Linked DNA regions of Homo sapiens: region 1 is linked to region 2. Evidence: read pairs that join two places in POLR2A ChIA-PET (ENCODE). Cell type or tissue: MCF 10A. All regions are shown on one strand. Links, peaks and the distances in the headings refer to the core of each region. The heading gives the core; the rest is flanking DNA. Region 1 overlaps TUT4 (terminal uridylyl transferase 4). Region 2 has its middle 32 kb from the start of COA7.

Region 1 (4,399 bases), core at 180-4,179, 180 kb after region 2:
ACTATGTTGGCCAGGCTGGTCTCGAACTCCTGACCTTAAGTCATCCACCCACTCTGCCTCCCAAAGTGCTGGGATTACTTGCATGAGCCAGTGTGCCCGGCCTAAAAAATATTTTCAGTGTGCAGTTGATTGAATGTGCAGATGCAGAACCCATTGATATGGAGGGCTGAGTGTCTGAAATAAGCATATTTAAACTAAAGCATAGTGAAAATAAAAAATTTTATATGGTAAGATATAAATAATATCAAAAGAAAAATAGTAGATTGGGAAAAATAACATCTTTCAAATGCATATATCAGACGTAAAGGGTTATTATCTATAATTAAAACTCTTATAAATTGATGTATTGGATGAAAATAGAAAAACTGGCAAAATATTTAATAGGCAATTTAGAAAAGAATAAATCCCAAATGGTTAGTAAACATACACAAATTTCATAATCTCTTTAGGGTCAAGGACATGCAAATTAAAGTAACCATCAGATACTACATTTCACCCATCCCATTGAAAATTATTGAAAATTATTTTTTAAGTGATAATACCTAGTGTTTGAAGGGGTGTATGCACAGGATAATACCTAGTGTTCGAAGGGGTGAACACACCTGGGTTCCTAGTGGAAAATACGAATTTTTGTAGTGATTTTGGAAAAACGATTCTTAACAATATATTTTAAGATTAAAATATATCACTCATTTTTTAATTTAACAAACATTCCTAGGCATACAGCTCATAGAAATAAGCACCAATACTTAGGAAACATGTATAAGGATGAACATTACAGCATTATTTGAAGTGGCAAAAACTGGGAACAAAATGTGAATGTTCTTGAATGGGGGAACTGTTACGTAACCATCCATATCATAGACTATAATTTAAGCATTTAAAAGAATGTGTTGGCTGGGCATGGTGGCTCATGCCTATAAATACCCAGAACTTTGGGAGGCCGAGCGGGGAGATCTTTTGAGCCCAAGGGTTCGAGACCAGCCTGGGCAACGTAAGTAAAATTTGTCTACAAATAGTCTACAAAATAAAAAAAATTAGCTGAGCATGGTGGTGCATGCCTGTAGTCCCAGCTATGTGGAAGGATCACTTGAGGCTGGGAGGTTGAGCCTGCAGTGAGTCATGATCATGCCACTGCACTTCACCCTGGGCTACAGAGCAAGACCCTGTCTCAAAAATAAAATAACGTGTTAGATCTTGCTAACTGACTTAAAGGGACTTTCTTGATATATTGTTAAGGGAGAAGAGTAATATACAGAGAGATGTCTATAATATACTATTTTGGTAAAATAATGTTGAAAAACTTAAACTTCTCCCTATACCTATATAGGAAATAGAAATGTATGTGTATTTGTATATGAGTATAGAAAAAGGCCTAGAAGAAGACATAGAAGGTTGTTAATTGAAGTAGAAGTAGAGGCAAGATGAAAAAATATTTTTAAAATGTGTCCACAGTAAAATAACTACATGTAATATTATTCCTTTTAACAAAAATATGTATCTTTGTATGAATTTTAAAAAGAATGAAAAAAATGATCATCAACATTTTAATGGTTATTTTAGAGTGATGATATTTCAAGTTATTCCTTATATTTTTCATTGTCATTTGAACTTTTTACAATGATTAGGGTAGGAAAAAGCAAGCTACTTTTATCATGAAAATTAAGAAAGCTAAATGGTAGTACTTTTTTCCCCTTCATTTTGCAGTTGTGCTATATTGACTCCCAAACTGATGGTGGAATCCCTTCTTACTGTTTTGCTTTAATGGTGATGTTTTTTCTACAACAGAGAAAACCCCCTCTTCTTCCTTGCTTACTTGGAAGTTGGGTAAGCATGAATTTGTGACATATATATGCATATATATATATAGTTTGCTCTTGCAGAGAACTCTGCTCAAACATTTTAAGCTGGAATTCTGGTTTGTCTGTTTGTCCATCTTTTTTTTTTTTTTTAAATAATTTTTCCACTACCAATTTGGAATGCCTTTTTATATAGATTGAAGGCTTTGACCCAAAAAGAATGGATGACTTTCAGCTGAAGGGCATAGTAGAAGAGAAGTTTGTGAAGTGGGAATGTAATTCAAGTAGTGCAACTGAGAAAAACTCAATTGCTGAGGAAAACAAAGCTAAGGCAGACCAACCAAAAGATGATACCAAGAAGACAGAAACAGACAACCAAAGTAATGCCATGAAGGAAAAACATGGCAAAGTAAGCCTTTTTGTTTTTGTTTTTTGGCTTTTCTATCTGTAGAATTTGTGATATTCTTCGATTGAAGCTATTTTAATTGTAGATTGACTGACCTTGAGCAAGCCTCTTGGCCTCATTTTCCTCATCTATAAAGTGAGGGGTTGATCTGGTTTAGTTTTTCAGTACCAAGATTCTCTAATGAATTTATGCCTTATTTTGGAAAACTTGTGTTGTTTGAATCATGTCAAGATAAATCTGTCATTTTTCATCTAGACAAGGAAAATTTCCTTTAAGAGTTGGGCTCTGACCAGACTTCAGCATATGGGAATTTTGTTGCCAATTGGGTGGAGAAATAAAGCCCCTGTGCTCTAAGAGAGGGTAGCTTTGCTTATTTGATCATTCAGCATTCATTTTTAAGGACCTGCTATGTGCCAGGCATTATCTTGAGTGCTAGAGAACCAAAGGTACATGGATTATGTCCTTCAGAAGCTTGTAGTCTTCTAAATGGACAGATGCATTATTACAGAAATCTGAACATTTCTGAAATCATTGCTCTAGCTATATTGAATTATTTGTAGTTTCCTGATATACTTGACTATTGTATTCAACTCTTCCACTTTCCTGTACTACTGTATACTCTCTCCTCAAACCACTAATACTCTCAGCCAATGCTTGCTTATTACTTCACTGGGAACTTGCCATGTTCTTATCTAAAGTCATTTTCTTCACTTGCGTATTCAGTCTCATCCTTTCTTGTCTTTTCCAGAATATCACTCTAGCAATTATTCCCTCATAAATTGCCAATTTTTCATTCCCTACAAAATCAAACATGCTCTTACTTCTCCCACTGTAAGAAAAATCTGACATCACTTCCCCTCCCAGCTATTCCTTTGCTCCCTTTTGCAGCGAAACTTCTTAAAGAAATGTCTGTATTTACTATTTTTGATTTCTCTGTTTCCCCTTAACTCACACTAATCAGGCTTTGATGTCACCCCATCAGTTTGCCAAAACTTGTATCATCAATGTCAGTAACCTCCACATTACTAAATCCCGTGGTCATTTCTCAGTTTCTGTTGTTTTTGATTTATTAGCAACACTTGCCAGTTAATTACTTCCCTCTCTGAAAATTTTATTCACTTGACTTTCAGGACACCAGACCCGTGTCTGGTTATTCCTTCTCAGTTTCCTTTGCTGGTTTCTTTTTTCCTCTGTAATCTCTTAAAGTTGAAGTGCTGTAGTTCACGATCCCTTTTTTCTTGTGTATGTACATTCCCTTGGTAATCCCATCTAATCCTGTGGATTTTAAGTACTGTCTGTATGATGATCACTCTCAAATTCAAATCTCCAGCCAGACCTCTCTCCTGACCACCATAATTGTATAACCAACTGCCCATTTATTGTCTCTACTTAGATATCTAATAGTCTTTTTTTTTTTTTTTTTTTTTTCCTGAGACGGAGTCTCGCTCTGTCGCCCAGGCTGGAGTGCAGTGGCACGATCTCAGTTCACTGAAACCTCTGCCTCCCAGGTTCACACCATTCTCCTGCCTCAGCCTCCCAAGTAGCTGGGACTACAGGTGCCCGGCCACCATGCCCGGCTAATTTTTTGTATTTTTAGTAGAGATGGGGTTTCACCGTGTTAGCCAGGATGGTCTCAATCTCCTGATCTCGTGATCCACCCGCCTCAGCCTCCCAAAGTGCTGGGATTACAGGCGTGAGCCTCCGCGCCCGGCCGTCTAATAGATGTCTTAAACTTAATGTGTCTAAACTGAATTCCTGATCCTCCCCTCAAACTTGCTCCACACTTAGTTTTTTCATCTTAATTGTTTGCACTGCATCCTTTCAGTTGCTCAATTAACTGAAAGGATGTTCCTTTCGGTTAACCTTGGAGTCATCCTTTACTTCTCTTTCATACCCTATATCAAGTCTTGTCAGGAAATCCTGTCATCTCTACTTCAACATGTATCCAGAATTTGATTACCTCTCACTACCTCCACTGTTACCTTCCTGGTCCTAGCCACCATCATCTCTGGCCTGGGATACTACTATAGCCTCCTAACAGGTTTCCCTGTGTCTACCCTTTCCTCTTATGGTCTGTTCTTAAAAATCAGAACAGTTCTTCTAAAACTTAAGCCAGATCATGCCCTTCCCTCTCGCCACACTCAAATGCTTCAGTTGTTCCTCATTTCATTTAGATAACAAGCCAAACAGCCCT
Region 2 (4,367 bases), core at 1-4,000:
CAGGAGAGGATAACTGCATCTTAAAGTGTGGAGACATTTCCTGATTTTGAGAGAACAGAATTTTCTGGACGTGCAAAGCCTGCTACCTCCCAGCCACCCTGCTGCCATGGCCTTTCTTCTGGGCCCACACATTAGCTATGTACTCATCCCAACAGCTGGGTGGGCCATTTACTCCCGGGGTGACCATCTCAGTTACTTCAACTTTGAAATGAGCTCCATAATGGTGTGGGGAATGCTTACTAAACTGGGTGGCAAGAGAACTATATTCAAACCATGGAGGCTTCACCAATGGCACTGTGTGAGGTTGGGCAGGGCATTTCTCTCTAGAACTCAACTTTCCTACCAGTGAAAAAGCAGAAAGGATGCAAAGGGGCTAGGATCTCCCTGCCTTGATGGTCCATGTCTATGTCAAATGCTGTATGTCCTGTTTTTGGCCTGCTTCTTTGAAATAGAGGCCACGTGATAGAGTGGATTCTGCAGACAGAAGATTTAGATATGATTCTGGTTCTGACTTGCTTTGTAAGTCTGGGACAGCCATGAAACCCCCTCCGAGCCCCAGTTTTCTCATTTGGTAAACTGAGGTAATACCTACCTCACAGGGTTCTGTGAGGCTCCAGTGAGCTAAAAGCAACATAATGATGACGATGACAATGATGATGATGGTGGTGGTGGTGATGGTGATGGTGATGGTGATGGTGATGATCTGTCTCCACAGCAGTCAATCTCTTTGAACGAATTACAATTGTGGTTGTTGCCAGGAAGTTAGGAACCACCTGCAGGGTCATAGAGAATGTGAACAAATCTTTGAAAGACTTCCCCATGGCGGAGCAAACATTCCCAGCAAGAGCTATTACTGAGGGGAAAAGAGGAATGAACTCGTGCTGACTAACTACGCCCATTTACTTCTTCCATTCCTGCAAGGTAGGTGTTCGTGTACCCATACTAGCTGGGTAACCAGTATATAAACCTTTCAGAGCCTCAGTCTCTTCACCTGTAAAATGTAATATTACCAAACTCAGAATTGGTGAAGCCTATAGTGGACATTGATTGCTCTGGGCCACCCAGCATCCAAACACTCCCTATCTGGAGGAATTCCAAGCTATGTGGGAGCTGAAGGAGGCAGCAACTCCTCCTGACCCTTGTGGGCTTGTGATTGGCCAAGTCAATGCCCTACATGGGCTGAGTCTGGTGGCAGTTAGCAGAGGGGCAAGGACAGAGATTACTTCAGGTGGCTGCAATGGGGCAAGAGCCTAGCAGTGCAGTGGTGATCAGCAAGTATCTGTGTGGCTAGAGGCAGAGTCTGTCCTAAACACATAGTTCCCATGGCAGGACTTTGGCCGTGCCCAGCTGCCCTTGATTCTCATCTAGCTTTGTGGTCTCCCTGTCATTTCAGTGAGACATCCAATAGCTTTCCAGTAAAGACCCTTTTTGCTTAATTTTGCCAGAGGTAGTTTCTGGCAACTACCTCTGAGAATTTGTTTACAACTGAGAATCTTGACTGGTACAGCGTAAACCCCATAACATGCCAGACACAATGCTCAGCATATAGTAAGCACTCAAAAAACTATAGACACACACACACACACACGCGCGTGTGCACAGAAACAAAAGTTCAGAGAAGTAAAATGATCTGCCTAAGGTCACACAGCAGGTGGTGCTATGGGGCTGGACATGGACATCTTGGTGGTACACTGCATTTAATTAATTAATTAATTAATTTGAGACAGAATCTCACTCTGTTGCCCAGGCTGGAGTGCAGCGGCGCAATCTTGGCTCACTGCAACCTCCGCCTCCTGGGTTCAAGTGATTCTCCTGCCTCAGCCTCCCAAGTAGCTGGGACTACAGGCGCCTGCCACCACGCCCAGCTAATTTTTGTACTTTTAGTAGAGGCACGGTTTCATCATGTTGTCCAGGCTGGTCTTGAACTCCGGACCTCAAGTGATCCCCCCGTCTCAGTCGTCCAAAGTGTTAGGATTACAGGCGTGAGCCACCGCTCCCAGCCGGTACACTGCATTTAGATATCACTTTACTTCATAACACATTGTAGAACAATGTATTATTAACACATTTCTTCGTAAGTATCCAAACAACCTAGTGAGGCCAGAAGGGCTGGGATATTCTCTTGAGACAGAGAGGAAGGCATTAGCTCAAGGTAACCCTGTAAATAGTGGTGGCCTAGAATCCAGGTCTCAAGTCCACAGCCCAGGGCCGGTGCTCTGGTCATGTTCACACATGTGAGCTCACACATGCACACGCTGCTACATTTTATGAAGCAGCTCCATCGGAATACATGGCTACCTGATGCATTAGCAACCTGGGGTGAGTCAGCAGCTGCCTGTGAGGCCATCAGGGAGGGAACACCATGTACCAGAACTTGCAGAAAGGAGTGCTTCTGCAGCTTCCATGTGATCTGGGGTACAGGGAAGTGGGGGGGGATGGTGCTTGAGAAGAAGGATGGGAGGGAGGTGGGGATGGGTAGATTTGTCCTAACTTAGGGCCTCCTCTGGGCCCCAATAGGGCCCATACTTATTGAGGGAGATTTTGGTTCCTGCAGTGTTGGCAAAGTGGCTTAATTCGACTTAATGGAAGAAAAATGTGTAATGAATATGGATAATGCATACAATGAGGCCCCAGGGAGGGCTGGTTGGAGGAAGGGTGATGAGCTCATGATAAGTCTGAATGATAATGAGGCTGTAGCTCCAAGGGTGAGCCCAGGTAGAAGACATCGGGGACAACTGCTCCTCCCTAGGGGAGTGGGATCCTCCTGCTGACCTCTGTCCCCACCCTGCCCTGGCCTTCAGACCTTGACCTCCCACTTGGATAGAGTTACAGAATGTCAGATTCACAGGATTCTGGTTTCACAGGATTAGAATCAGGCTCAAGATTCCACAATTACAGACCTTTAGCACCACATATGTTAACAATAGAAAATTTCAGAATTGAACAGTCTGACAATTGGAGCCCCTTGGGAAGAAATCTAGGAGATCTTTCCCCAACTTTCATTTAGTAACAATAAATAACATCTGTCGAGCACATCACAACTTCCAAAGTCCTTTCACATCTGTACAGACATCGCATAGGGGTGGGTGGTATTATACCTTCAGCTTAAGTATTGTGCAGATCAAAATGGGCTGGCTGGCGGATTGCTTGAGCCTGGGAGTTCGAGACCAGCCTGGGCAACTTGGCAAAACCTCGTCTCTACTAAAAATACAAAAATTAGCTAGGCGTGGTGGTGTGCGCCTGTAGTCCCAACTACTCAGAAGGCTGAGGCAGGAGGATCACTTATGCCAGGGAGGTCAAGACTGCAGTGAGCCATGATTGCACCACTGCACTCCAGACTGGGCACAGAGCAAGATCCTGTCTTAGAATAAAAATAGCCGGGGTGCAGCGGCTCATGCCTGTAATCCCAGCACTTTGGGAGGCCGAGGCAGGCGGATCACGAGGTCAGGAGATGGAGACCATCCTGGCCAACACAGTGAAACCCCGTCTCTCCTAAAAAATACAAAAAATCAGGGCCGAGCGCGGTGGCTCACGCCTGCAATCCCAACAACTTTGGGAGGCCAAGGCGGGCAGATCACCTGAGGTCGGGAGTTTGAGACCAGCCTGACCAACATGGAGAAACCCCGTCTCTACTAAAAATACAAAAAAATTAGCCGGGCATGGTGGCACACGCCTGTAATCTCAGCTACTCGGGAGGCTGAGGCAGGAGAATCGCTTGAACCCGGGAGGTGGAGGTTGCGGTGAGCCAAGATTGCGCCACTGCACTCCAGCCTGGGCAACAAGAGCAAAACTCGGTTTCAAAAAAAAAAAAAAATTAGCTGGGCGTGGTGGCCGGCGCCTGTAGTCCCAGCTATTCGAGAGGCTGAGGCAGGAGAATGGCGTGAACCCGAGAGGCAGAGCTTGCAGCGAGCGGAGATCGCGCCACTGCACTCCAGCCTGGGCGACAGAGCGAGATTATGTCTCAAAAAAAAAAAAAGAATAAAAATTAAAATTAAAAAATAAATAAATAAAATGGGCTGGTCTTGCAGGACAAATTCTATTTTCCATATGCCAAGGTTTCGATACCTTTGTCTTCTGTAGTTATATAAACACTTCTATTTGGTATAATGTGTTCAAATTCTCTGTTGTGTAAATTCTGCACGGTCAAGTATGGTTTTTCAGAATGCATTTTGGCATATTGCAATGCTCAAAAATATGACTATCATTGTTGCATCAGCATAATCAGGGTTGGTACATTCTGCGATAGCTTTTTGGCAGGTTTTATCATCCAGCACTATTTTCAGTTCACAAAGGACTTAAACAACATATCCAAGAATAGATTTAAGTCACTAATGTAAAGACTGAACTTCAAGTTACTTCAAGGGTTA

The links. ChIA-PET counts read pairs that join two places held together with the same protein. Peaks named below come from ENCODE experiments on the same cell type or tissue, not always from the same donor. Only the 100,000 strongest peaks of a DNase experiment are listed, where the experiment ranks them.
Region 1: POLR2A ChIA-PET joins it to region 2 with 10 read pairs; 5 of 35 experiments call an interaction of 5 or more read pairs at or near these places.

The regions. Positions count from the first base shown.
Region 1 is chr1:52,479,232-52,483,630 of GRCh38, reverse strand. It overlaps TUT4 (terminal uridylyl transferase 4), which reads left to right. Exons shown (of 30, transcript NM_001009881.3): 10 at 1,708-1,827; 11 at 1,996-2,208. Among named protein-coding and RNA genes, the nearest start is that of TUT4, 72 kb to the left of the region's middle. RefSeq lists a silencer at 4,268-4,399. In MCF 10A, for the core only: no CTCF peak of the experiment used is centred there; no DNase peak of the experiment used is centred there.
Region 2 is chr1:52,663,805-52,668,171 of GRCh38, reverse strand. It overlaps a transcript of SHISAL2A not described here. Among named protein-coding and RNA genes, the nearest start is that of COA7, 32 kb to the left of the region's middle. RefSeq lists a silencer at 1,541-1,835. In MCF 10A, for the core only: a CTCF peak has its summit at 1,651 (motif pointing right); DNase peaks (open chromatin) are centred at 1,651 and 2,321.